2 separate regions of the Homo sapiens genome follow, and region 1 is linked to region 2. A link is an interaction called in ENCODE POLR2A ChIA-PET data of the cell type or tissue named here. Cell type or tissue: HepG2. All regions are shown on one strand. Each heading gives the region's core, and the rest is flanking DNA. Links, peaks and the distances in the headings are about the cores only. Region 1 has its middle 25 kb from the start of LINC02003. Region 2 overlaps LINC00673 (long intergenic non-protein coding RNA 673).

Region 1 (14,980 bases), core at 5,492-10,491, 82 kb after region 2:
AAGGATATCCCAAACCCTTTGAGCAGTGTCTGGCACATAGCAGGTACTCAAAATTGGATGGATGGATCTATATATTCCTGGGCCACAGGGGCATGCAGAAGGAGTGAAAAAACAAGAAGGAAGACAAGGAAGACATTGTTTTGGCTGCTGACATTTCCTGAAAGATCTGAGGCGTCCCCTTCACTTCGGGCATGGGACCCAGACGGCTGAGTGATGGGTGGGCAGCCCTTTTTCTCCAGCTCTGCTTGCCTCATTCCCAGCCCTCTATCCTGAGCTCCAGGGAAGGCCCTCATGCGATTTAGCATCAGAGCTCTAATTAGATGACTTTCTTACCCTGGGCACATGTCTGGACCTTCTGGGCCACTGGTGGAGGAATAGAGGAAGAAACCCCAGCCCCTCTGGTGTGTGGTAGTCTGGGCCCCTTCAACATGGCCGCTTCCATATCCCAACCGCAAGCGCACCTGATCACCATATCCCTGTTACTCCCATGGAATGACTGTGATGGTACCTGGGTCAACACATACATTTGGGCATCTACACAGCGCCACATTGTTTTCCATTTATAACTTATCTATTTTGTTATCCATCTAAGCACCCGTTAATCACTCATTCATCACAAGGCCTCTGAGACTATACTACATTTTAATTATGTTTCTAGGGAGGAAGGATGATACAGACCTGAATGAGACACCTCTGTAGCATTTGGGGCTTCCCTGTACCCATCCTCATTCACTGTCCATGTCAGGGAAGCAGGGAGGGTGGTGTGGAACAGGGACTAGGGCCAGACAGCTCTGGATTGGAATGTGGGTCTGCCACCTGCTCTGTGACTCTGCAGCTTAGAGAGGTTAAAGGACATTGAAACATACAGTTGATAATAGTACCTACCTCATGAGGTTGTAGGGAAACACAGAGAAAGCCCTCAATTAAGTTAATGGTTGCTATTTTTATTTACAGACCTTAAGGTGTGGGGAGATTACAACTTGCTCAAGGTCTCATAGCTAGAAGATGTCAGAGTGATAACTCAAACCATGTCACATGACTCTAAGCCCAAAGCAGCCTCTAGAAGGTTGTTTGATCTTCTGATGGAAGCACAAATCACCATTCCAACATGAAAGATGGAGAAACTTAAGTCTAGAGAGATTTAAAGGACTTGTCAAAGGCAATGAAACAAGTGGTATGTGAACTTAGGTCTCCTGGCTCCCAGTCCAATGTTCTTCGAATATGATTTTGGCAGTGGTCTACCCAGCTAGTACACAGAGTGTGCAGCCACTCTTCATGGGAAGTTCTGGGAGGGGTTTCAACCAGCACACTCACTCCTGCTGGTTGTGACCAGCAGGACAATTGCTGAGCCACATTCTGAGCACCTGCAGGTGGAGGTGGGATCTTATAGAAATCTAGGGCATAAGGGAGACAGGGAAATTAGACCCTGGCTACTTTAACATACTCACTTTACAGATGAGGAAACTGAGGCCCAGAGAGGATAAATGACTTGCTCAAGGTTAGCCAGTTGGTCAATGGCAAAGATTAAACCAGAACCCAGATCTCCTCTCTCCAGCCAGAGTCTTCAAGCAAAGTCCCTAGGAGGTCAAGCCAACTCTTGCTGCTGCTGCTAATCTAAGGACAGATGTGGCCACTTTCTCCAAAGGATCTCAGAGAGCTAACTTTATGGCGTTTTACAGAAGTCCTATCTTTCCTTCAGGGGAACCCCATTCATTTGCAAGATGGAAGGCTATTTTTAGCATTGACTTTTATTTTCTCCTAAGTGACTTCCTCTCTCATGTACCATTTGGCCTTCACAGTGGCTGAAAAGACAGTTCCTAGGAAAATCTAGAACATTTAAGCTTGCGTGTGTTGCAGTTCTTAGTGAGTGGAAGGGCAGAAGCCCATAGTGGGTGGTGTTTCGACTGGGAGGAGGGAGATGCTGGAGCCAGCCAGGGAGTGAGGTCTAGGTATGTTCCTGTCAAGTGGGATTTGTTCAATTGCAAGTGAGAAGAAAACTAAACTTAAACTAGACTTTTAAAAAAGAAATCTATTGGCTCATTTAAGAACTACTGCAACTCCTTCAGGCACAGCTTGATCCAGAGATCTAAATCATGTTGAATCATTTAAACTACTTTATTTCCCTCCATCTGTGGTGGAGACTTTCGGGGTTCATTCTTGAGTAGTTCTTACCTTCTGCGCCACATTGGACAGCCATATTTCCCTGCCCCTTTGAGTTTAGGTGAGTCACATGACAACTTCTGACCAATAAAATGAGTGTATTATGTCTCTATTTCCTACTTCAGGAACTCTGAAAGCCACATGTTGAGATGGCCCCATTACAGGATGGAGAGCACCTGAACCCCCAAGTTATGGACTAGAAGAAGACAGTTGCCCTGGAAAATCATCTGACCCACATTGGACTTTATGTGAGGGGGAAATAAACCTTTATTATGTTAAGCTACACAATAATAAATAACAACAATAATTGTGTTTATTTGTTACCTCAGCTTAGCATGGCCTTCCTACCTGACACAACATCTCTGGGTTTTGCTCTTCTCAGCATTGGTTTAATTCTCAAGCAGGTTCTCCCTCCGGGCTCCTGGGCTCACAGCCCCATGTCCAGCAGAATGAGCCACCTCTCTAGCCATGTGCCCATTCATGAACCAATCCCTACAGCCTGAGGGATGTGCTGACTGGCCAGGCATGAGTCAGGTGCCCTCCGGGGCAAGACTGATACTGGGTCTTCCAGAGAAAAATGGGGACAGTGGTACCAGAAGAAAGGTGAACATCAAAACCAAGATGTCCACACAGGTCTGGTGAGTCCCCACCTCAATGATAGTCCCCCTGCACCACCATGGATGAAGGTTGGCCTGGCAGCTAAAACCCAGGCTCTGGAAGACCATGCTTCCTGGTCCTCAATCACTTACTATAGGTACCACCTTGAGCACATAGGTGAAACTCTTTAAGACTCAGTTTTCTCACCTGTAAATAGTAATAATAATGGCACCTAGTTTATCAGGTTTTGCAATGACCTGAGCAAGGCTAGCTGGCTCTTGAGGGCAGCAGTTGAGCAGGAAGGGGAACTCTACGTGGATTCCTGTGAACCCCAGGAATGAAAGCCTAGGACACACCAAGGTGCCTCTGATGATCACAATTACTACCCTTCCTGAACAGGGAAGTATTTTAAAAACAAATCTTCCTTCTGTAGACCTTTGAGCCCAGGGGAGCACAGAAGTTTGCAGGTTTTCAGCTCGTGCTTCTCTTCTCCAAGCCTGTCTTTTGCACTTAAGGTAACTGCAAAGCAAGATAAGGTACTAAAGTGAGCACTCTTGCAGGGTATTATTTATGGGCAGCAAATGGGACAGAGACTATTTCCCCTTCCAGGGGGCTCAGGGTCTCTGGTATAAAAATGTAGGACTGGGGTGGTGAGAGTTCAGAGGGTGGGAATGGTGATTGGCTTCTGAATTTGCAGGCACAGCCAGATGGTTCTGATGTCGACATTACCCTTCCCAGGCTCACTGCCATCACTTGTGGGGAAACGCCAACTTGTGTGCATTTTGAGTGTGTCTTTGCAAACATCCTGCAATCACATAAATAACTGGGCTTCATCCGCCCTTCGCCTCCCATTTTGTACCCACATTTCCCATAGCATTCCACTTCTCCACATTGTCCCACTGTGGAATTAAAATGCTCCTTTCCAGAGCAGCAATTAGAGAGATTATTTGACCGGACCAAGACTAGGGACTGGTACTTCTTCCAAAGAGACTACCAGGCACGGGGCTTAGAACTTTGAATGTTTTATCTGATTTAATTCTTGGAAAATTTCAGTGAGGTGGATATCAGTTTCTTCTCCATCTTCTGCAGGCAAGGAAGCGGAGACAAAGAGAATCTATAGACGGGAGCCTGAAGCTAGCAAAGAGTTGAGACAGGGCTTCAATTCAGGCGACTAGAGTCCAGAGCCCCTGTGTGTAATCCCAAAGCTCTGTCTCCTACATCCATTCAGAGTGGCTTGGTTACTCTGTTGGGCAAAAGACAAGACAGAATTTGGGAATCCTCTGAAACTCCCAAATTACGGTGCTCCTGTAATCATCTCCCATGAACCTATCCCTCACATTTTGTGGTGAGGAGAATGTGAGCTTTGGCTTCCCAGACCTGGATAAGAAATCCCCTGGGTTTTTTTGTTTTTGTTTTTTTGAGTAACTGTGAGACCTGCACAGGTCCTCTGATCTTCCTTATCTTGACTTCTCCTTGGAAACCAGGTGATACGGTTTGGATCTGTGTCCCTGCCCCAATCACATGTTAAATTGTAATCCCTGTTGTTGGAGGTGGGGCCTGGTGGGAGGTGATTGGATCGTGGGGGTGGAGTTCTCATGAATGGTTTAACACCATGCCTGCGGTGCTGTTCTCGTGATACTGAGTGAGTTTTTGTATGATCTGGTTGTTTAAAAATGTGTAGCACCTCCCTCCTCGCTCTGTCTTCCTCCTGCTCTGGCCATATCAAATGTTTGCTCCCCCTTTGCTTTCCACCATAATCATAAGTTTCCTGAGGCCACCCCTGAAGCCAAGCAGATGCCAGCATCATGCTTCCTGCACTGCCTGTCGAACTGTGGGCCAATTAAACCTCTTCTCTTTATAAATTACCCAGTATCAGGTATTTCCTTATAGCAATGTGGGAACAGACTAATACACCAGGCATGGCCATCCCTGATAGGGATCTGGTGAGGCTTAAGTGACAGCAACATGGGTTGCTCAGAGGCCAGCCCACAACTTTCCCCTCCTTCCTCTGCTTTTGGGCTGAGTGGCAGTGCCAGGGCTGAACACACTCTAGACATCATTGAATCCAGTCATTAGACCTGAACTCCCTGGGACATTGCCACCTGGATCTCGTTTCTCTCCCTCTTCCTCCCTTATTTCTTTTCTCTTTGTCATTATCATCATGGTCGAGTGCCCTCTTTGAACACCCTTCCTGACGCTGCCAGTATTTGCCAGGGTTTAGAAGGACCTAGATGAGCTGCAGCTCCCTGCCCCCTACCTCCTGTAGGTGTGCTGGGCACACACCCCTAATCTCTCCATCCTCCAATCATGGTGTTTCTCAGCTCTCCTAGAACAGCATTGCTTAAACTTTCATGTGTATAAAATCCCCTGGAAACCTTCTAAAAATGTAGATTCCAGTCCTGGCTCTGGGGTGGGGCTTGAGAGACTCCACCTCTAATGAGTTTCCAGGTGATGCCAATACTCCTGGTCCACAGAGCGCCCGTTGAGCCGCAATGCCCTGGAATATTGTCTCCCATGCTATCTGACACATCTCTCAGGAGAGAGATTCTACAGCTCCTCCACAGTAGTCATTGTGTCTAGAGATTCTTTTGGTCCAATAGACCACTTTAAAAGGGAAATACGGGCCCAGTGTGGTGGCTCCCGCCTGTAATCCCAGCACTTTGGGAGGCCGAGGCTAGTGTATCACCTGAAAGTCAGGAGTTTGAGACCGGCCTGGCCAACATGGTGAAATCCCGTCTCTACTAAAAGTATAAAAAGTTAGTAGGGCATGGTGGCAGATGCCTGTAATCCCAGCTACTCGGGAGGCTGAGGCAGGAGAATCACTTGAACCCAGGAGGCAGAGGTTGCAGTGAGCCGGGATTGTGCCATTGCACTCCAGCCTGGACAACAGGAGTGAAACTTTGTCTCAAAAAATAAACAAAAATAGGCCAGATGTGGTGGCTTACACCTGTAATCTCAACACTTTGGGAGGCCGAGGCAGGTGATCACCTGAGTTCAGGAGTTCGAGACCAGCTTGGCTAACATGGTGAAACCCCATTTCTACTAAAAATACAAAAACAAAAAACCAAAAACAAACAAACAAACAAAATTTGCCAGGTGCGGTGGCCCATGCCTGTAATCCCCTACACGGGAGGGTGAGGCAGGAGAATTGCTTGAATCCAGGAGGCAGACGTTGCAGTGAGTGGAGATCATGCCAGTGCACTCCAGCTTGGGCAACAAGAGCGAAACTCCATCTCTAAATAAATAAATAAAAATAAAAGGGAAATACAAACATGCTTGGGGTGCAGACTTCGAGGCAGGGAGGCCCACATTGCATCTTATTTACCAATTACAACATATATGCTTTGGGGTCAGTGGTTCTAACAGTGTGGTCCCTGGGAGCCACCTGAGTATCACCTGAGAGCTTGCTGAAAATGTAAACTCTGTGACCCACCTTTAGACTCACTGAATCAGCCACTCTGCAGGTGTGTCCAGAAATCTATGTTTCATGAGCCTTCCAGGTGTTTGAGAACCACTCCTTGGATAATTCTTAATGTAAGGGGTCTCAGTTCTGCTGACATGTAAGGGTCACTTGGGGTGAATTTTAAAAACATAGACCAATTATATCAGAATCTCTGGAGTGTAGAGAATGGGCATCCAAAAACAAAAACAACTTTTTTGCAGCCCAGTTTGAGAGCTACTGGCTTCACCTCTCAGATGCTATTTGGCCATATCTGAATGGAGATACTAATTCCTAATGCCAGTGCAGTAGAAGGGAAGACACAGGGGTTAGCAGATGAGAAGCACCTGCCAGGGAGAACATTCCAATAAGAAATAACTTCTGTGAACCTGGCCCCAACTCCATTCAGATGGAGACTTGCTTTTTTCAAAGAGGGCACTTGACTCTGACATTAATAATGACAGAGGGAAAAGAAATGAGGGAAGGAGAGGAAGAGGAACAAACAAGATTGGGTTTGTGGCAATGCCCCAGAGACCCGTGATCTCCGTTGTTAGCCTACACATAGAGGGAGAGGTATTGTATCTCTTGATCTCTGCCATCTCTGCTTCACCTTCTATTGGGAAGTGGCTGTTGGTTTTCAACTATAAAGTTCCCTTGAGTGTTGAGGTTCCTAATCTAGTGTTTACAAGGCATCTCAAGAAAAAACAGAAAACTATTAGATCACCTTTCTAGCCCTGGACCACCTACCAAGAACCCATCCTCTGCTCTGATGTTTTTGCTTTTTTATTTTTGCTGGATGCATGAGCGTGCAGGACTAGAGCTTCAGCTTCCTTCCTTCTTTCCTCCTCTTTGTCTCATGTCCACACTCTGCTCTGGAGGAGCCACAGATATCAGGTGTGTGATTCATTCCAAGCTGTCATTTTCAGCAGTGCATTGGCCAGGTCCAGATTTTCTTTCTTCCTTCTACATCCTCCCCTCGCGGTGGGGATGATGATCGGGGTAATGAAAACCCTCCACAGCCCTCTCTCTTTTCCCCAGCTCTCCTCTCCACCACTCAATAGGAGCTTTGTCTTCACAAAGAGCAAACCTGAAACCCATCCGGCCCCAGCAATTGTTGTCTGCCGGCTCCTGTGCTATTTGGATCCTGACTCTGTTAGAGATCTTGTAATTTAAACTTCAACCTGCTTATTAGAAATTTGAAAGAAATTATCTAATAATATTTAAAATATCAGGAAAAGCAGACAAAGACTCTTCTCTCCCATCCCCCTTCCTGTGCTTGTCTTGCGCCCCTCCTTTTGGGTCATTCTGAGACCTAGGCTCACTACATGGTGCTGGGAATTGATTCATCTTAAACAAATGTCATGAATCGCTCACCTGTTTCCAGGGTTCTAAGGGCGAGATGTGGCTGGCTGGAGTCCTTTTATTTTGGGGGAGGAACTGAAAGTACAGCTCTGGTTTTTCTGTCCCCTTGGGTTTTCAGCTGAGAATTTCAGCAGTCTCATCTTCTAGATGCTTGGAACTGTTTATTCTGTGTGGTCAAAATTGAATTATTACTCTGACTAGTGTTGCTGCAAAAACAATGAGCTTTCATCTTCCCACTTGCCCATTTCCTACTCCCTGACTCTTTGGAGAGCTGGCCTTTGTGAACCCGTGTGTGTGTGTGTGTGTGTGTGTGTGTGTGTGTGTGTTTAGCAGGGAGTGGATTGAGGGAACTGCTATTCTTTGTTCATTTCCCCTTGAGATGATAATTCAAATATTGTCGTTCCAGGAATGGGCTTGATCCTGCCCTCCTCACTCTGAGTCAGAAGGTACTTGTGCTGCCTTGAACAAGGAAGGGTAGCTTTACTATTATGGGAAGAGTCAAAAGGTCTAGGTCACTATGGCTCTGCCCAGGCTTGCTGTGCGGCCTTGAGAGCATGGCTTCCACCCTCTGGGTTTATGTTCTTTCTTTTTATGGTAAAGGGAATTTGGCCACTACAGCCCATTCCGTCTCCAAAAGCCTGCATTTCCACACTAGTGAGCATCTCCAGAGTGGCGAACAACTTGCGTTTCCAGAGTCAGTGCCTAGACCCCTTGGCCCTTCTTCCCCAAATCTCAGATCCACCTTCCCAAGCTCTTCCATTCAGCTTCGTCTCTTACATGAGGAGTAGAGGGGAGATCTAGCGATGGCCATGGGTTTGGATGTATGAAGGATAGTTAGTTCTCTAGGCAGGTGGAGCTCCAAGAATGGGGCAGGACCAGTGGGATTTGCATCACTGGGGAACTTGTTGTAAATGCAAACTCTTGGGTGAATAAGACATCTCGGGGACGGGTCCCAAGAGTCCGGGTTTTAACAAGCCCTTTAGGTGACTCTAATGGATGTTCAAGTCTAAAGCCCACTGTTTTGGCCTCAATTGGAAGAGGTCAGCAAGGGAATATAGACACAGCCTGCATCCTTTTTGGTCCATTACATACTGGATCCTTTGTTCTCCCATGGACAGGAGCAGGGCCATGTCCTTCTGGAGAAGTCTGACATTCTCTACATGGGCCCAGGCTCTCTAAATGTCTTTTTTTTCCCAGAAAAGTTGACTTCTTCCCCCTCTGAGTGTGGCAGCCAGATTGTTTGGATTTGGGAAAATGGCTAAAAGTGGGAATACAAGAAAATAGATCAAATGAAGAAAATGTAGTTTTCACTTGGGCCACACATTCAACATCAAGTGACAACTTAGTGGTAATCGTCATTATTATTCCTCTAACATGTATTATCTGAGAATCCACAAGGCATAGCTGAACTGCAAGGCAAGTAGGTGCAGAAGAAGACATGCCATCTGATCCACAGTTCAATGGTGGGGCAACCTGACTCTGTTTCTGGCAGTGAGATGACATATGCCAGGAAGTTCCCTTCCTTTACTCAAAGCTAAAAACTTCTCTCCCAGGAACTGAGCTTCTAAGCAGCTGACTGTTGGGTCCTTAATAAATTAAAAAAACTATTTATTAAATATTTACCTGCATGTGTCTCAGTACTGAAAATTTCTAAAAAACAAATAGTCTTTCAAAGCTAATCAGTTTTCTGTACTATCCAGAAACCATGCTCCCAGATATTTATCTCACTCATTTGAACACTGTAGTCCACAGAAAATTCTACACATGAGTGTTTATGGCAGCTTTATTCATAATTATCCAAAACTAGAAGCAACAATGATGTGTTTCAATAGCTAAATGGGTCAGGACACTTTGATGCATACATATGATGGAATACTATTCAGTGACACAAAGGCATGAGCTATCAAGTCATGCAAAAACGTGGATGAATCTTAAATACATATTGCTAAGTGAGAGGAACTGGTCTGAATGAGTACATGCTGTGTGATTCTATTTATATGATATTCTGGAAAAGGCAAAAATATAGACAGCAAAAAACCCAGTGGTTTCCAGAGGTTCTGGAGGGAAGGAGTTGAACAGGTGTTGTGCAGGGGATTTTTTAAGGGCAATGGAATTATTCTGTTTGATTCCGTAATGGTGGATACAGGACACTATGCGTTTGTCAAAACCAATAGAACTTTATGGCACATTGAGAATCTTAATGCACGCAATTTAACAAATTGTTTAGGAGATTGGGAGATCACAGAGTGGAATGAAGAATGTGACAAAATAATCTAGATATATTATAGTTGTATGAAGCAAGCTAACTGAAGGGGTTGGTGGGAAAAGGTGCTGATCTAAGCAACTTTGAAATGAGGGGGGTAAGACTAAATGCAAAGGAAATGCCCGCAAGCACTCTACTGTAGCTGATAAGGTTGTTTTCCATGGGGGTATGGGTCAACAATTCTGATACTGCTATCCACATAGACTGCAATTGAACAATCCTGTAAATGGATGGTGAATGGTGGGAAGCTTGTTTTTCACTGTGGGAGTGGGACTTTAAAGCTCAGCAATGGGAGGAGTCTAGGATGATCTATGTGGTAATGGATTAGAGTTGGAAAAATATCAGTATAAGTTTATGTTTAGCTTAATAGAGATACAGATGATTACATATAGAAACATTTGTAAATACATGTGTGTGGAGAGACATGGACTAGTATATGCACATACCTTTCCTTGCTTTGTCAGCTGGAAGGGCTTAGAATTAACCACACCCTAGTCACAATGAGCACACTGAGAGCCCAGATCTTGTTTTCTAGTACTATTCTGCAGTAAGAAGAACTAGAGCTCCTTGGAGAAATAGCTGATTCTAGAGGTAGGGCAGGACATATCCAAGATAAGCCTGGAACATCAGTAGAGCCAGAACGTAAGGAAATGCTCAAAATACAAGCAAACAAAATTACAAAAACTAACAGACACAATGATGGGGATGGGTCAAAGGAACACTGGCACCAACGGAAAGAACTCCCAATGGCCAAAGCTGGAACAATTTGAATAAGAAAATAAAGCTAACTAGATTATAACCCAAAGTATAAAACAAATACCCATGAGTCCATACTGCTATAAAGAAATGATTGGATCAATAAATAAATGAGAGCTAGTAGACAAATCTCCCATGCAGAAGAATTCAAAATAATTTAGGTAGATACTCTGCCCACAAGGAAGCAGGATCTAGTAACATCCTTTCAGAGAGTACAGTATGAAAATGCTGGAAATCAAGTAATGCTCAGTGGAGAAAGCAAGAAACACCAGTTCAGCCAGGTGATCAAGGTCAGTATCAGCAGTGATGTCATGTTTTATCTGCACCATTGATACAAGATGATAAGAGTGGCACTTTACCTCTGAGATCTTCTCTCCCAAAATTCATTACGCCTGTCTAATCAGAAAGACATCAGACACATCCAAATTGAGGGACATTGTACAAAAGACTTGACCAGTACTCCTCAAAACTGTCAAGGAAGGTCATGAAAAACAAGTGTGAAAACTGTCACAGCCAACAAGAGCCTAAGCAGACATGACAGGTAAATGTAACGTGGTATCCTGGGTGGGATGGGATCCTGGAATAGAAAAAGGACATTAAGAAAAAAAACTAAGGGACTCTGAATAATGTATGAACTTTCTTTAATAATAATGTATCAATGTTGGTTTCATTAATTATGACAAATATACCATATTCATGTAAGATATTGACAACAGGGGAACTAGGTGTTGGATATATGGGAATTCTCTGTACCAAATTCACAGCTTTTCTATAAATCTAAAATCATGCTAAACTTCAAAGTTCATTTTAGAAAAACAAAACAGAGAAGGTTCTTGTCCTTAGAGATTAAAGTCAAGATCAAGGACACTGATAAGGAGTCATAATAAAATACTGAGAACAGATTCGATATTGAACTGTCTGTGAATGAAATAAGTGGTAAAGTGAATATATTTTCTGCCCAGGCAAATATGTCGGCTCCTGTAAGCTCCATGAAAACAAGGACTTGCTTAGGTGGTGAGGGGGATGGAGGAACTTGGGGATGGTGGAGGGGCTGCAGTTTTAAATAGCGTGGTCAAAGAAGATTGGCTAAGAAGGTGATATTTAAACAAAAAACAGAAGGAGGAAGTAAGCCAGGTATCTAGTAGGAGGTGGGGTAGGGAAGGTTGAATTTAGAACTCTGGAAATAAAAACATCATTCATCTAAGGATACCAGGGGGTGGAAAGGCAATACTGCATTTAAACAATAAGTGTTCTGCTGTGTGTGAATGACCATAATTGCAATAGAATTTGAGCAAAGGGTGAAATGAGTGGGGTTTGGAGAGTTAAAGAAGGCTTTGGAGGAGGGACGCTGAGCTTGCACTGGGATTGGAGGAATGGGAGGAGGTTGGAGAGATACTCTGCATGTCTGAAGGCACTGAGCATGCAGTGAGAGAGGAGGGATGAGAGGAGGCACGTGCCTACGTACTGCAGAAAGCAGAAAGTCAGGCTGTCCACAAGAGAGGGGATGGGGATCAGGCACTTGAAAGGCAGGAGAGTTCTTGACCTTGGTATATGGAAGATGAGAGTGGTGTCCGGGGAGTGAAGCCCCAACAGGAAGAGGTGGAAGGATTGAAGGAGAGAGACGAAAGATTAGGGTCCAGAGCTTTCTTTAGAAATTGCTGGGATCTCTGGGTGAATGATGAAGGGTGCTTTGCCTTGGAATTGGCAGTGGGGATGAAGAGAAAAGAGTATATGGAGGAATGAACAATTGGATTGGTGACAGGTGGATCAGAGAGTTGCTGGAGAGGGAGCAGTCACAGATAAGGCCAAGGCTTCTGCCAAGGACCCTTGAAATTGGCAAGAGGAGGACAATGGCCATACATACGTTCAGTCCTTGGAATCCATGACACAGCCTGTGGGCTGCCCCACCTAATGGGAGTGTGCACGGACTCAGTGGTGCATTCTTATTTACCTGAATTGGATTGGTGGTTGTTACTGAGTAGAAAAAGAAGGAAGTTGGATGTTTTTGTAATAAGAGCTGTAATTCCTTCAGTCCCTACTACAAGCCTCACACTGTTCTGAATATTATTCTATTATCAGCAGCTCTCAACTGGGGACATATGGCCATGTCTGGAGACAGTTTTGCTTGTCATGACTTGGGAGAGGGGTGCTCCTGACATCTCGTGGGAAGAGGCTAGAGGTGCTGCTAAATGTCATACGATGCACAGGACAAGACCCCCATGACAAAGAACCATCCAGGGCAAAATGTCAATGGCACTGAGGTTGGAAAATGCTGCCTTCTATACACCTAAAATCTCAAGTCCCACCTGGGCTTGGTGGCTCACGCCTGTAATCCCAGCACTTTGGGAGGCCAAGGCGGGTGGATCACCTGAGGTCAGGAGTTCAAGACCAGCCTGGGCAACATGGTGAAACCCCATCTCTACTAAAAATACAAAAATTAGCTGGGCGCAGTGGTGCCATGTCTGTAATCCCAGCTACTCAAGAGATTGAGGCAGGAGAATCGCTTGAGCCCAGGAGGCGGAGGTTGCAATGAGCCTAGATCGTGCCACTGCACACCAGCCTGGGTGACAGGGCGAGGCTCCATCTCAAAAAAAAAAAAAAAAAAAAAAAAAAAAAAGAGAAAAATCTCAAGTCCCTCATAACCTAGGAGGAAGGATAATGTCTTTCTCATTTTAGGAGTGAAGTTAATGAGACTCACAATGATTCAGGGGTTCCCACCTGGACAGGGCACCACCCCCTAAGGGGTGTTTGGAATGTGTGGGGTGATTGTGGAAGTCCCCGATGCCTGGGGGGAAGTGCAGCGCCCTGCTGGCAGGGAGTGGGTGGATGCTAGGGGGGTGGAATGTCCTGCCATGTGTGGACGCCCCTGCCGATACTCCTCCTATAGAGAAACCCTGGCATGGAGATGGCCAAGGCCTGATGGCTGCAGGAGGCAGAACCAGGCTTGGAACTCTGGCCTGTCTATCTCTTTCTCCTCCAGGATGGGTTTCCTTGGCTCAGAAGAACTTACGGCTCCCTGGCCCTCCCCTGTCTGTTAGCAGAGCCCTCCTCATGGGGGCTCCCTGGCACACCCTCTTTGCACCTGATTTTTCAGCCATCTTTCATGACTACTGTACAACAACTAATGCCTTTGTATTCTCACCTATAAAATGGTGTAAACATCCAACTCATTTTGTTCCTCGGGGTGAAATGAGATAGTCCAAGTCTCAGTCTATTGCTTAATGCAAAGCAAGCATGGAAAATCCGGGAGGAGGCCATGTTCATAGAGCTTGTTGCAGAATATGTGCTGGGAGCCCAGCACCTTGCAAAAACCATGTGAAATTATCCACATCTTCAACTCTGCGAACGTCCCCTGCAGGACACCAGGGTTCACTAATATTCGCTAAAGACAGCCCTTCAGTATAAGCTGTTATTGGTGAGTGTATTCACTTCCAGGGAGGGCTTAAACAGCAGTACCATAAACTGGGGCGCTTAAGCAGAAATTTATCATCTCCCAATTCTGGAGGCTTGAAGTGGAAAATGAAGTGTCAGCTGGGTTGGTTCCTTCTGAGGGCTGTGTGGGTGAATCTGCCCCAGGCTGCTTGCCTAGCTGTGAGGAGACCCAGGCGTTTCTTGGCTTGTGAACGGCTTCCTCCCTTTGTCTTTACATCATCTTCCCTCTGTGTGTGTCTGTCTAGTGTCCAAATTTCCCTTTTTTATAAGGACACCAGCCCTGATGGATTAGGGCCCATCTATATGACCCAATTTTAACTTGGTTACCCCATGTAAAGGCCCTCTTTCCAAAAAAGTCACATTTTGAGTCAATAGGGGACTTCCATAGATCTTTTTTTTTGGGGGGCGGGGGTGTACAATTCAACCCACACAGTGAGACAATGAGAAGGCACAGCTGAATCACCTCCCCTTGCTGTCAGAGGGAACCCCAGGCCCTGTGATTAGTAACCCCTAGCCTGTAGCTCCTGTTTTTTGGGCTCTAACATTCCCCATAATTTTTTAAGTTTGGAAGGAATAATAACCCAACAACACTCGTCTAGCATAGAAGGGTGAATGGGAACTTTTTTTTTTTTTGAGATGGAGTTCCACTCTTGTTGCCCAGGCTGGAGTGCAATGGCATGATCTTGGCTCACTGCAACCTCCGCCTCCCAGGTTCAAGTGATTCTGCTGCCTCAGCCTCCCAAGTAGCTGAGATTACAGGCGCATGTCACCACACCCGGCTAATTTTTGTATTCTTGGTAGAGGTGGGGTTTTGCCATGTTGGCCAGGCTGGGCTTGAACTCCTGACCTCAGGTGATCCACCCGCCTTGGTCTCCTGAAGTGCTGGGATTACAGGCGTGAGCCACTGCGCCTGGCTGGGAACCTCCTATCAGAAATCACCGCCCTTCTCAGTCAACCCGATTCCTCTTCCT
Region 2 (14,980 bases), core at 3,707-8,706:
ATATTGGTGTGAAAACAGACTAATACAAGGCCCCTGACTTGCACTGCTAAGACTCATCAGTTTTAAAATAGGGCACTCTCCTGAAGGCATTTGGTGCTATTCAATATATTTGTTACTCAGTAATGGAAGGTAATGTTGAGGGGTGAACATCAAGGAAAGTATCGTGAGTCCAACTCCATCTTAATTTATTTGCTATCAGAATTAGGGAAAAATAAATATATTTAATGGTGTCTTACCATTTCCTCTGAGCTATCCACTCTGAGTAAGTTCCTAATTTATTGTTAAGGGTGTTTCAGAAGCAGAGAGAAGTTCCTAGTAAATCCTAAACATTAGGATTAGGGACCAGAGCCCTGCTGTTCTGTAGCAAGAACACCGGCACCCTCTGTGCCTCGGCTTTCCACTATAAAGTGGGTGATCTACCACCCCCATGCTCCCTGCCCCATAAATCACAGAAATAATAGTGACCTGCTGAAAAACAGAATTTTCCACTTCCTCTGGACTGGCTGCACTCAGTGGCATTTTAAAAAATCAGCTCTGGATTTCGTAGTGGGATTTGTGTAGGAGGGTTCCTGGTGATGATTCAGTGGATGGATAGTTCCTTGAGAGGTATAAATAGGCTTTCCCCCACCCCCACCCCCGACACTTAACTAAAATACTGCTTTTTGAAGTATATGTTCTGTTCAACAGCTAAAGCATTATAAACCAAAGACAGTAATGTGATGCTAGCCCCTGAAAGGGCAGAAGCTAGAATCTAATTCTCATGCTGTTTTTTGGTCTACAGGATGGGAAGGACTGATCCACATTCCCACCAGGAAGTTTAGCAGAACCCCCGCGTGCCACCTGGACCCCTTGGAAGGACCTGGCTCAGGCTGGACCACCTCTTGAGAGGCAGGAGCTCTGGATTTGATCAAGAATTCTTTGCTGAGCATGGTGCCTCATGCCTATAATCCCAACACTTTGGGAGGCCAGTGTGGGAGGATCTCTTGAGCCCAGGAGTTCAAGACTAGCCTGGGCAACACAGAGAGACCCCATCTCTAAAATAATAATAATAATAAAATAAAAAATTAGCAGGGCATGGTGGCATGTGCCTGTAGTCCCAGCTACCCAGGAGGCTGAGGCAAGAGGATGGCTGGAGCCTGGGATGTTGAGGCTGCAATGAACTGTGATTACCCCACTGCACTCCAGCCTGGGCAAAAGAGCGAGAGACCCTGTCTCAAATAATAATAATAATAATAATCTTATTTTGGAGAATAAAGAGACCTCTGGATTTGAGGTGCCATTTGGGTAGAAAGAAAAGACGTTTACACCGAGAAATAGTCTGTGTTGCCCTGAAGGAGCAGAGGGATGCATCGCTGGAGGTGACCTACAGTTGAAGAAGACTCATTATGACAGACCTTGTCCTTCTTCCTTGTGGAAAGTGTTTCCTCTGCTGCTACTGCTCATGAGACTCTTCCCCCTCCCTGTCCCAGGGAACCAAAGGGCTTTCTACCACACCCTTTCTTGCCCCCCGCCTCCCATGTCTGCTGTGCCTTTGTACTCAGCAATTCTTGTTTGCTCCATTATCTTCCAGCCGGATACAGAGTGAATAGTTAACCACACTTAGGTCAAATAGGATCTAAATTTTTGTTCCTGCTCCGTGTAAAGAGGCCAGTGTTTGTGTGTTGCAAGCAGCCTTGGAATAGTAACTCTTCTCATTTGTTTGGGATCTGGCCACCAAGTTCCAGAATGATACACGGATCAGTGCAGAAGTTCATCAGGCTCTCGGACCTTAGGGCTGTTGGAGAAGGCTTCAGCAGCAGAACTGATGGTGAAGGCTCGTGTTCTCCATCCTCAACTTTCTTTGCTTCGATCATACACAAGAATACATTTGGAAGGGCAAAAAATGAACACTGTCGTTCATTGCAGCCGTGTTTTGTGACACAGATGCACAGTCTGCTGTGAAGACCTTCTCTCAAGTGGCATTTGGGAGTCCATGCCAGATCATGGTGCTTCATGAGAGACTGACAGCTATCAGGGGTTGTGGCACTTAGTGAGGACTCTCCTCCCCCAGTGTGTGCTGATGACACATACACACCTGACAATAGCTTGAGTCTTCTCTGTTCCTTTTACTCTGTAGCCAACATACACATGATTTAAAACCCTTTCTAAATATCTATCATGGTTCATCCTTGTCCAAATGCAGAGTCAGAGCTATTTGTACTTCATTATTATTTCCAAGGCGAATAGTTGGCTTTCTTTTTGCAAAAATAATTAAAGTTTTTGTATGTTGCAGTTGCTGTGCTTGTATGACCATTTAGTGAATTTGGTGTCTTCTAAATAGAACAGTGGAGTCCTTGTGGACATCTCAGATTCATCACAAAATGATTGAGGAGAACCTCTTGAAGATGTTTAGAGCTATTGAAATTTACAGATTGTTGATGGGTTTTCACCTTTTCCTTCCTTTCTTGACACACAGTTACAGGCATTGTATTCCTTGGATTCCTACAGGTGTCAAGGAACAGAGATCCACTTACGTTACCTTCATAAATCCTGGTTTATTCAAAAGTCACAGTAAGGTAGACAGGAAATAGTCCCAGCCACTGCCTAGCTAAGCCTTTTCAAAAAGCCCAAGGTCATTCAGCAGATGCAGAAGCACTAGTTGGTTTTCAAAGATAACAAGAGCAATACCATCATGGTCGTTTTGATCCTCTGTTCAGCAGCAGGGTTCGCTGCCCCTGACTTTAGAATTCTGCCATCGTGATGAGCTGAAGGTCACCAACGGTCCCAGTTTGCCCAGGACTAAAGGGTTTCTTGGGATGAAGGACATTCAGTGCTAAACCTGGGACAGTCCTGGGCAAACTGGGAAAACTGGTCACCCTCCTGGGTGACTCAACGACCATGCCTCTACTTTGTTACTTACTATTAACTGACTGATGCTGTTGACTGGTTTAGCCAATCTGCATTCAGAGCTTTTGCGTCTGGTTACTTCGTTGGCCTTCAGGCAGCCACAGATGGATGCTATTGGATCAGGCACCAATGCTGACCAAATCAATTGTTTCCAGGATGGTAGGGTTGTATGAAGAACCAACTGAGACCATGTCCTTCTGAGTGTTGTGGATGGTGGGCATGGCAGGCCTTCAAGGTATCAGGGATTCCTCTCCAATACAGCCTTACTTACAAAGGAGAAACTAACTTTCTCATGAAAAACAAAACAGTTCATTAAGAAACAAAACTAACACAGCCACTGGGAACTGAGGAAGAGAGACTGTAACATGTGTGCAAGCACACACACACACACACACATGCATACACATGCTGTCTGTAGAATCATGAGCCAGGATTCCAAATCTGCATCTTTGCTAGACAGAGATCAAGAACTAAAACCTTTGGGATGGTGTTGTCTGGGAAGCAAAGGAGTTGGCTAGAGGACTTCCTGAAATTCCTTTAAACTCTAGAATCCTTTAAAATATCAAGGGTGTGTAAACTGGGGCTAAGTATGTACATTCTCTCTAAAGGCTCCTAGATAACCTTTGAGTTCAATTCAGTGTGGAGTGGGGCCTCCCAGCTTATACTTACCTTTCTAGACACTGACTTTTATCTGGGATGAGGGAGCAGAATTTGGAGGTGGTAGTCAGGGCGGGGGTAGGGAGGGGAGTGGGTAAGGGATAGTTGCACCAGCCCAACTTTTTTGGTCTTAAGAACAACCTGAACGCAAATTACAGGGTCTTTTGTGGACTAGAAAAAGCCAGGTTTTCAGGATCACGTGGCGTCCTGAAGTTGTTGCTGCTTGTCAGGGCATCTGACCTCCATCTTCTCTGCTGAAAGACAGGCATGAGTGTTTGCAGTGCCGGAACAGGGGCCTTCAGATAATTTCATTCATCTGGCATGGCAAGACCACAGGGAGGGAATTACATGCTAGGGTAGAGATGAACTTATGGACGTATCATGCACCTTGGTGTTTGCCCCTGTAGTGATTCTCACTACCTTCGCTACCATTGGAGGGATGCTCACCCACCTCCTTGGGTGCCATTTTTCTTTTTTAAAAGATGAAGGCATTTCAGATGATCCCTTCATTTATGTTCTACTTTCATTCTTTGGTTTCAAAAGAAGTCCTGATCTTATGTCAAAGGCAACAATCTCTTCTCTCAATCTCTCTCTCTCTCTCACTCTCTCTCTCTGGCTCACTCTGTCACCCAGGTTGGAGTACAGTGGCATGATCTCAGCTCACTGCAGCCTCGACTTCCTGGGCTCAAGAAATCCTCCTGTCTCTGCCTTCCGAGTAGCTGTGATCACAGTTGTATGCCATCATGCCCAGGTAATTTTTTTTATTTTTATTTTTTTGTAGAGACAGGGTCTCACCATCTTGCCCAGGCTCGTCTTGAACTCCTGGGCTCAAGCAATCCTCCTGCCTTGGCCTCCTGAAGTATGTGAGCCAATGCGCCTGGCCCTCTCTTTTCTTATCTCCTTATCCATATGCAATCACAGAACCTGAGAGGCTGAAGTGGTCTAAAGCATCACTCTTCTCTAGATTTATCTCTGACTAATGCAGGAATCCCCTTTCAAATCAGGCAAGGGATCGTTCAGCCCAGGGGAGAGAGGACTATGAGAGAGGCTGAGTGATACCCAGCCTGATGGGGAAGCAGTTGAATTTTAAAGAGTGTTTCATACACTATCAGGTGGCCATGAATGTCAATTTCTTAATGAGATTTTGTGCTAAATGCTTTTTGCCCTCTTCCCCATGTTTGTTCTGGTTTAAAAAAAAAAAAAAAAGCACAGTGCAGGGAGGCAGAGAGACCTAAGTTTTTGTCTCAGAAAGCTCCTCATCATCTTAATTCCTTCCGTATAAAATGAGGGGTTTGGGCCACACGATCCCTGGAGCCTCTTCTATTAATAGTTCTGACATCCACGATGCTGGCATATTTGATGGATAAGCTATCAGCCTTCTAGGAGTCCATGTCTTAAAGTTTTGCTGGGGTTTTAGGTCTCATGTTAGAATAGTACGTTAGACATTGTCCAAGGTGCAATGTAAAGTGATTTCATCTTGCCTTAATTTCATTATGAACATAACTATTTCAAATTAGCTCCCCGACACCGCCCCCACCCCCCAATTTTGTTCAGCCTCGCCTGTGAGATTTTCCATGGCATTGGAACTTGATCCACAGGAGAACTTTGATCCTCTTCAAGCGGCCCTGGAAACCCATGTGGGAAAATATTAGTCATGTTGACAGGAGAGATAGGAGGTTCTCGTGGTGAAACAAGTCCCTCTGCTCAGGAGGCTGCAGTTTAAAGGATTTCAAGGTGACCTTGGAAGTGGTCACTGACCTTGGATAAGACCCTTATATGCCAGGCTGGTGGAGAACAGGTGGAGGGAGGCCTGAAGACAGCCCTAAACTGAGGGGTCTGGAAACCTGATCACCGGCCCTGCCCTTGGCTTCAACTAAGTCCGGGTCACATGTGAGTCACTCTAGCCTTTTCTCTGGGTCTCAGTTTTCTCATCTATAAAAGGGACAGAGAAGGGGCAGGGGTTGGTCTTGACGATTCTCTGAGGTTCCTGCCATGCATCAAGTTCTCAGCCTTGCCTGGCCCAGCTGGTTCCTGACAAGCAGTAGCCCTTTCTCCCTTTGCCTTTGGCTGTGCAAGTCAAAAACAGGGCTGTCCGGGAAGTCCATTACCAAAGAATACTTCAAAGCTGTTTGCACGCATTGTCAGTTGCACTGAACATGAGTTTGTTGAGGGAGAAGGTAAATAGACATACAGGCTGATGACAGGAGGGGTGGAAGGGGGACCACTATTTACCCCCAGGGTGGCTGGGAGGGGAAAAAAAAAGAAACCCTGCCTGCCGTTTTGACCAATAAATAAAAACTGGGAGCTCTGCGTGGCTAAAACCATAGGGGATTTATTAGTTTGCTTAGTGAAAGGCAAATATTAAGTCTTAAGTTGACCCGTCCTGGGACCTGCCTTTTGGCTTTTGTATGCCGTGCGGCACCGATCACTGGGCCCTCGGGTTATCGAGTTCTGTTGGAGTTTTTTTTTTTTTTTTAATTGTTTTCCATCTCCGTCTTTTCTTCCTCTTTCACCTGCCCCCTTCCCACTATGTCCCGCCTTTTTCGGTAACTTAGGTCTGGGTTTTGGAGGGGTGAGAAGGGCAAGGGTGAAAAACATGTTCTGCTTGTAGAACTGTCTATGCCCAGGGCTCTGGCCAGCCCAGGAATTGCCGATGCCCGGGATGTGGTGGCTCAGGGTAGTGACTCCAGCAGGTGGTCCTCCTGGGTCCCTTCCATCCTCTCTCCTGGACTATTAATGTTAGGTCCCAGGTGTAAGGCAAAGGCCTTGTCCCTCACGAAAATGAGCATAATGACAAGCATTGGAAAAGAACAGAGCACGCCTATTTCTAAGTTTTAACTTTCCTATCCCATCTGAGTCTTCATACCCAGCAGATGATTTCAGCCTGAAAGAGGAACTGTTCAAGGTGGGGCTGTGTCCATTAGGGTCTGACCAGGGCTTGTGACTCACCATGGAGTGAAATATCGGGACAAGAGGGGCTGGATGGCCACCGAGTCTATTCAGTTTTCAAGTAGGAGATGCAGTGAAACTAAACTAGATGGAGCATTGTTTATCCTTTGCTTTAAACATCCACAGTGTAATCCAGGCTATTCTAAAACATTGCAGTTTGTGGGTGCTACGGTCTCATGGGTGGTGCTTGCTAACAGCCACCCACTGTCATGTACAGCACAGCAGGACACACTGCTCCATGCCAGACCCTAAGTGCCCATTTCCTGGTCCACCCCAGTGACTGTCCAGGATGCATCTTTTTTTTTTTTTTCTTTTGAGACAGAGTCTTGCACCGTTGCCCAGGCTGGAGTGCAGTGGCGCAATCTCGGCTCACTGCAAGCTCTGCCTCCTGGGTTCACGCCATTCTCCTGCCTCAGCCTCCCGAGTAGCTGGGACTACAGGCACCTGCCACCACACCCGGCTAATTTTTTGTACTTTTAGTAGAGACGGGGTTTCATCGTGTTAGCCAGGATGGTCTTGATCTCCTGACCTCGTGATCCACCCACCTCGGCCTCCCAAAGTGCTGGGATTACAGGCGTGAGCCACTGCGCCAGCCCAGGATGCATCTTATTAATCTACGTGGGGCACTATGGCTTCCCAAATCACTACTCACATTCTAGAACTGCTTACTTCAGAAAGTTTCTTGCACATTCCAGTAATTATTTTTTTTTTTTTTTGAGATGGGGGTCTCACTATGTTGCCCAGGCTGGTCTTGAACTCCTCCACTCAAGCAATCCTCCCACCTCAGCCTCCCAAAGTGCTGGGATTACAGGTGTGAGCCACCATGCTTGGCCCAGTAATGATTTTTTATTGAATTCAGCACGATCGTTAATCCTTTGGCAATTCTTCACAGAGGAGTATTTTTTAAAGGATAGACATCGGGCATCCAGGGTACTGAAATCCTACGAATGCTTCGAGGCTCATCTCAAATGCTTCCTTCTCTCAGAAGCCGTCCTGGATTTCTCCTTCCCTCTCAACCAGTTGTGACCTCTCCCTCACATATTCTGACATAGGTACTCAAAAAAATGTCAGTCTTCCTTCCTTGACCATAGCACTTTAGTATCTCATTTACTGCACTTACAATGGACTTGTTTTGGCACCCTCTTCTCTCCCAACTCTCTTTCTCTCTCTTTTATAAGAATAGGGACTGAGTCATTGTTTACTCATTGAAATTTATCGTTGAAATGCTCCCAAACGTCCATGGTCACATGGGAAGCACTGTGATGGGCATTTCATATACTTCTCATTTAATCATCGGCAAACAAGACTTTACAGTAATCAATTGCTTTGACCAAGTCTTTTATGTGAACTTTGAGATTCAAAACCAGGGTCATGGACAATCTGAAATTCAGAGCTTGTGAAGTTGCAGCATGATGGCTTTTACATGGTAGGATGTACAAAAATGATGTTGAGTTGACTTTTCCTATTACCAACCTGTTATTGTGTGTACCACCAAATTTGCCTTTTTTTTTTTTTTTTTGCTTGCTCAGGAGTAATCAATAAAGTGTTTTCCACTTTGGGAGGCCAAGACAGGAGGATCACTTAAGCCCAGGAGTTTCAGACCAGCCCGGGCAACATAGGGAGACCCCCATCTCTACAAAATTAAAAAAACAAAAACAAAAACAAACATAGCCAAGTGTGGTGGTGCATGCCTGTAGTCCCAGCTACTTGGGAGGCTGAGGTGAGAGAATCGGTTGAACCTGGGAGGTCAAGGCTGCAGTGAACTGTGATTGAGTCACTGCACTCCAGCCTGGGTGACAGAGTAAAACCCTGACTCAAAAAATCAATAAAGAAAGAAAGTGTTTTCCAAACAGCAGAGAAATTTTGTTTGTTGCCTGATTGGTTGGTTTCCATGTAGAAACTCTTCCTGAAAATAGAATTATGTCTGATTTTTGCCAGTTACCCCATGAGCTAGTTTCATTTTTAGGGTGGGAAATAAAAATATCAGTTCAAAAGTTTAGATCAAAATTTCTAGGGTTTCGTTCACCCTGTCTAATAAGGAGAACTTAAAAAAAAAAGGATCTTCCCATTAATATCCAAATAATTTCACTCTGTCTAATAGGGAGAACTACAGAAAAAACAAAAGGGACCTGCCCATTAATATCCAACCTCACAGGTAGAGACCTTCGGTGTTAATAGGCAGATCCCTTGCCATGAGAACTGGACCTAGGTTCAAGGTCTTACCACCTGAGGACCAAAGGCCAAGGGAGAAAAGGCACCACTCAGGGGCAAGCAGGCCCTGGGAGGAAAAGTCTGTCTCCCTTGACTCCTGATTTCTCCTCCTGGGGGTTTGTGGGGGTGGGGGTGGGGGTGGTGGTATGGGGGTGTGTGGAGCAGATAAAGGAGGATTGAAGAGAACTGACATGTAGGGCAGAAGCTTTGCCTGTTTGGGAGACGAGAGACACTGAAAGCTCACCCCATTCTTAATTCATACACACCAATAAAATAAGAGTTTGGACCAAGAGGTTGTCATCTGTGAACCACAGTCACTAGGCACGGCTTCAGACATGAGAGAAATGATATAACATTCAGCCAAGAAAGATCAGGCCATTCAGGAAATAATGAAGTTCAGTGGTTTTATGGGACTTTCCAGTTTTCAAGCTCTTTGTAAATCTTCTCCTTGGAATCTCGCAGTGGCTTTGGGAGAAGGATAGAGACCTTGTTTTGTGGGCTGAGGGAGGTGTACTGACTTGCTGTAGAGACCACCCATAGGCCCCTGTCCCTAAGGGCAGTGTTGTGGTTCTCTATGTATCAGTCACCAAAGGCCGCTGCAACAAAACACCTCCATATATCAGTTCCTTCACTTGACAAGTTTTTCTCATTTACACATTAGTTAAATGTGACTTAGCAATAGTAGGGACCGGAGGCTCTTTTTCATGCAGAAATTCAGGGACCCAGGTTCCCTCTGTTTTAGGATATCACTACCTTCAGAGGCATCCTCTTCTACCAGTGAACACAGAGAAAGTGCTGTGAGAGGACATGCACCTGTTTGACCATCTTGGCCTGGAAGAAACACCCATCGCTTCTGCTCACTTTCCATTGGCAGGAATTGATCCCAAGGCTCCACTTGGATGCAAGAGAGCTGGGAAATGTCCAACTCCATGGAAGGAGGGGGTGGAGAACAGGAGTGCTGGGGAGGACTTGCAGCTCCTGCCATGCAAACTGAACCCCCTGTGGGGCTACTGAGGTGCAGCTTATTGGCCTCTGTTGTGGCCATTGAGGCCCGTGGGTCTGGCCTTCTGGATGCCCCATTGTCACAGGCCTGGGTGTGCAGGCTTAGTGCTTTTCTACTACCAGGCTCAGAGAGTTGAGGACTTCTGCCCAGGCTTACTGGCTCTCAAAGGGAAGCAGGATGGAGTCATGGTGGAGGACGACAGCTCTGGCCCAGAGTGCCTGGGCCTGAGCTTCTTCACCAGCCCCTAGCCGTGTAACCTTGAGTGAGTGACTAAGCCCCTCTGTGCCTCAGTTTCCTTCCTTTAAACTGCTTCCTTGGGTGATTGCAAAGTTTGGCCGAGATATTACAGGTGCAGCTCCTAGGGCGGAGCCAGGAGCACAGCGCCCAAGCAGTGTGGCGTCGGAGCTCTCTCTATACTCTGAACATGGCGCCATCAGGGCCCGTCTGCCATAACTCTGCCTCAGATGATCTCTATGCCCAGATGGGAAGAGGAAACGTCAAATGTGAACTTCTGCCATTGCGTCTCTGTTGTCCGGCTGTGGGAAGGTGTCGCTGACTCTTGCTGGCCGTGGCGGTTTTATTTGGGATTGGGGACAGAGCTGAGCTGCAGACACTGGCACTCAATGGTCTCTCCTTCTGGTCACCATGCACACCACATCAGTCTCACGTGACTTTAACATCAGTCAGGCGTTTTCCTAAAGGCCAAGTTCTCTCCAGAATCTGTCAGTTTCACCTACCGACTGCAGAGACCCTGCAAAACACTCATGAGACATATACATTGGGTGCATGAAGCCCTTCCTGTTTCTCCCTCTACTGGGGCAGAGAGAGAGCTGATTCCAAGCCTCGGGGGAGCTCAGGAGGCAGAGAACCTTCTCCCCGTTTCCACACCTAGATTTCAAATCACACCCTTCCCTGCATACTGCAGAGGCCAGCAAGGCCCCCTTCCAGACCCCCTGGCCTGGGCCTCGGCTCTTGTAATTGTAGGACCTGAGTGGCCCAGGATCCTGGCACCAGCTCCGCCTGTTTGGTCTTTGGCTCTCCTGGCACTGCCAGAGAATGGAAAAGCTGGTCTGTTTACAGGACATGGGGCCAGAAGCGCATTAAAAAATAAGGAGCAAATAAAATGTCATAAACAAATTTCCTTTCCAGTAAGGAACGTTCCTTTCCCTGTCCTCCAACAGGAACCATTTTTTCTCCAGTGTTTGGATAAACTTCCATCCTGTGTAATTACCATTCCCAGGGAGGGGCTGCCTATTTCCGCTGGCTATTTATTTTGATTTTGATCATTCCTCCCTCTTCTGAGTATAACACACTTAATAGTAAAGGAAATATGTTTCCTATTGGCGCATGGGGCACAGCTCTTTCCTTCCCTCCCGTGTCTTCTTCCCACTACCCCTCACCTTCCAACTTCCCATGAGCCTGTGGACACAGAGCCCCAGGTGCGCTGGCTGGGGGTTGCTCCCCTCCAGCGTGCAGGAGAGTTCGGAGCATTGGTTGACTGAGAACCAAGGGGCAAAGTGGTGAAGCAGAAGGGAGAAATTGTTTCCAATAAAAGGTGGCACAGATCCAGAGGGGTTGTATGTGGGTGACCATCTCTCTGTGGAGGGTCGAGGGGGGCAGTCTTCAGCCTGACCCCCTGTGTGAGTTTTTGTGTGAGCAGAAAGCCACTGATCTAACGTTTCCTGACCCCAGCAGGTAGCTTATTGTAAAACAGTTCATCCAGAGGGGGAAAAATACCTTGTTTCAGCATTTAAGTTTTCTTCTTGCTCTGAAACAGACTGGAGAGGAAGGGAATAGAGAAGAACGGATATTTCCTAGCTCAGAAGTGCATGACAGGAGGCAAAAAACAAAGCCGAAAAACCGTCTTTGAACAAGTGTTATTCTTGTTTATGAATGGATTGTATAATCCAGGATTCCTGTTTACACACTTTAAGCTATCTCTCCAGTCCCCTCCTTCCCCTCTTCCCTCTATTTTCTTTCTGTGTTGGGATGGCGAAGGAAGGAGGTATACCCCATAGTTAATTTCACTTTCTAAACTCCTTGCCTCTGCCTGGTTGGGTGAACGGATATCCTGGAGGTGCTGACCTCAGAGAGGCCATGAAGAGCAGGGTGGTACTGACTCATTGACTGGTCATACAATCAGTTTGGCTTCAGATTCCTTATGCTTTAACTCAGTGGAGGCCCCAGGAAGTGGGGATGGAGAGGGGGGACTCATGACTTCCCCTTGAGTCCTCCCACCTCTGCTTGCCTACCTCCTCCCTTCCAGATTGCCACCCCTCCACCCTTCTTCCAAAGATGGTCCAGGGCTGTCACAGGGCCAGCTGGCCTAGGCTTGGTACCTGGGTTGAGTTGGTGTCATGGTGGTAAGAGAAACCACCAGTCACTCTCCCCTTTGGGAGCCCTGTCTTTTGAGGACTGAAGGATAGGATGCTTATTCCAGAGGGTGTGAGAACCTCATTAATAAACCTGGCTGGCATTGGAATGATTCTTGATGTGTGTGTTAATGGGTGAAATGCACAGAACCAGGTGTGTGCCATGGCTGATTCCAAAAAGCTGCTGCTGGCTCTGCACCTGGTGGGTATGAGCTTTGGGTAGACTTTTCCAGAATCAAGGAGGAATGTCAAGGGACCCACCCCCAGACTGATGCTCAGGCCCCCTTGAGAGCAACAGGAGACTCTAACTTAAAAATTATAACCCAACACTCTAATCCTGTGAGAGAGAGCTGGTGGTCCTAGTTCTCAGACCTCGGTCTTGGGAATGCTGCGGTCCAGTTGGGTTAATTGAGCCATCCAGTCTCACCAGGCAAGTTATTGGAGAACTCTGACTGCTGCAGAACTTTAAGTCCTCACCTGGAATAGGATCCCCTAGATGCCTGTAAGGGCAGATGCAAGGAGAGGAGACCAGAGAAGGCATCTGGGATGCCTGGGAGGGAGGAAGGCTCCAGCCCGGGCAAAATGCTGCAGAAGCAAAATCCATTTGTGGTAGCTTTGTGCACTCAGTCAAGGTCGGGTGCTCCCGGGTCAAAAATGCTTTGAGTAAGAGGCACTGGGGGTGGACCAGCCTCCATGTGAGACGCTGGGCTCTCCAGGGAGGGGAAGACTTCATCCGGGCTGCGGCCCCATGCTCAGTTCCGCTCTATTTAGAACACTTTTTTTTTTTTTGTAGAAAGCAGATCGCTGGGGAGGAACGCATCAGGGCAGCTGAGGGAAGCCGATTCTACTGCAGCTTTCTGAATCGTGGGTTGGGGAGATGGAGAGGGAAAGGAAAGGGCTTTGAGCAAGACAGACCAGGTAGGCTGGTGTCACCTTTCCCTGTCTCTCCACTGCCCATAACCATCCCCCACGTCCCCACCAGCTCTGCTCAGCAGCCCATCTCTGGGGAAAACTTAAATGGGGCAAGGTAGAAGCAACTGAAACCATTTTTACTTGTTCAAGGTGAGATAGGCAACTGAGATTTTAAATTCCACAAGTCCACCCAATAAAAATCCCCGGCGCAGTGAACACCTGCCGCCATAGTGTGCATTGTTGAGTGAGACTCGGGACACAGCAGGTCAGGCTTCCTGGGTGCACAGTGGCATACGATTGTCCTGATTCCTAGACAGCACAGTGGTGTGTGTCAGTGAAGACAGCATAGGATGTGGTTGATGCTTTGCTTACAGGATTTGGGTAATCTTTACCCTCCTCCACCAAAGGGATAGCATTGCTAAATACAGATTAGGTCACTGCAAACTCTGTAAGCCAAGACCGTTGTGGGTGGTCAGAGGATTTCTGGAAACAGTGTCTTTTACAACTCTTCCCTATGTTAGCCTTTGTCTTGCAAGAGGAATTTGAAGTCTGAGGAGTGGCTTCCACTTGCCCTATGTCAGGCTCACTCTGGAGCTCGTGGGACAGGTGGCTGTGTCTCCTGGACCCCAGTTGGCATCCTGGATGTCTCTTCTCCTCCTTAAAATGCACCATAGTCAATGGCCCCTCTGGACAAGGCAACTTTGAGACCAATGGAAGCAGCCAGAGAGCTGTGTACTTGCACATTGACGAGCTCTGTTTTTCTGGCCCTCCTAACAAATAAGATCCTGGTAGTGTTGGTCCAGGGGCCAGTGGATGGCTTCCTGCTGGGGTCCTTTTTGTGCACAGCCATTAGTGACCTGTACATGCTCAAATGCATGAGATGCCGCATTGCTTTCCAGCTGGCTGGCTGTCTAGCCCTTCTGAGCCCCTACAGAGAGCCCATGGATGCCTTTCCAGCTCAGGATTAGACCCTTCCTAGATGCCTTTCTAATGCTCAGAGGAAGGAGATGGGATAGCATCTCAATTCCAGCCCCACCTTGTGTTGGTTGTGTGATTTAAGGCTGTTTACTTCATATCTCTGCATCTCAGCATCCTCCTATATAATTTGAAGATTGTAGTAGTACTGACCTCACTGGTTTTCTTTTCTTTTTTTGTGGGAGAGGGAGGTATGCATTAATATATGTAGCTCTCAGAGCACAGGACCTGAGTCATACATCCAGCTCATGTGTTAGCTATTGCTAGTGTTACTATCTCCCTGATAAACATTCCCCTAACCTTCCCCAGGTAGAAGTAATCACCCTTACTCCTGGGGAAGCACTTCCTACATATCTTTTATAGAATGGGTCCTGATATGGTTTGGTTGTGTCCTCACCCAAATCTCATCTTGAATTGTAGTTCCTGTGGGAGGGACCCGGTGGGAAGTGATTGCATCTTGGGGGCGATTTCCCCCATGCTGTTCTCATGCTAGTGAGTGAGTTATCACAAGATCTGATGGTTTTATAAGCCTATGGCATTTCCCCTGCTGGCTCTCATTCTCTCTCCTGCCACCCTGTGAAGAGGTGCTTTCTGCCATGATTGTAAGTTTCCTGAGGCCTCCCCAGCCATATGGAACTGTGAGTCAATTAAACCTGTTTTCTTCATAAATTACCCAGTCTCGAGTATTTCTTCATAGCAGCATGAGAACAGACTAATACAGGTCCCATGGAATTCCAAATAGTGACACAGTTAAGAGTCAAATTGTAGGGTTAGGCAGGTCTGAGTTTAATTCTGACTCCTTTGCTCTTGCCCTTGTGATCTAAGTCTGTTTCTTCACTTATAAAGTGAAGACAATGAGAGCAACACCCACTGCCCCAGGTTGTGAGGCCCAGGGCTGTTCTTACTTCTCACTGGCATTCTGTACCTAGGTCAGAATCTGAAAGAACATTTGTTGAACTATTGAGTTGACTCAGTCAAGTGTTCCTCCCTCCTTCAGTAGACAAATCCTCCATTG

The links. Peaks named below come from ENCODE experiments on the same cell type or tissue, not always from the same donor. Only the 100,000 strongest peaks of a DNase experiment are listed, where the experiment ranks them.
Region 1: POLR2A ChIA-PET joins it to region 2 with 6 read pairs; 3 of 35 experiments call an interaction of 5 or more read pairs at or near these places.

Annotation. Positions count from the first base shown.
Region 1 is chr17:72,310,626-72,325,605 of GRCh38, reverse strand. No RefSeq gene overlaps it. Among named protein-coding and RNA genes, the nearest start is that of LINC02003, 25 kb to the left of the region's middle. In HepG2, for the core only: no CTCF peak of the experiment used is centred there; a DNase peak (open chromatin) is centred at 7,845.
Region 2 is chr17:72,390,618-72,405,597 of GRCh38, reverse strand. It overlaps LINC00673 (long intergenic non-protein coding RNA 673), which reads left to right. Exons shown (of 4, transcript NR_152516.1): 4 at 782-2,276. Among named protein-coding and RNA genes, the nearest start is that of LINC02003, 55 kb to the right of the region's middle. RefSeq lists enhancers at 5,036-5,330, 12,896-12,945. In HepG2, for the core only: no CTCF peak of the experiment used is centred there; DNase peaks (open chromatin) are centred at 5,197, 5,847 and 8,267; H3K4me3 peaks cover 841 bases.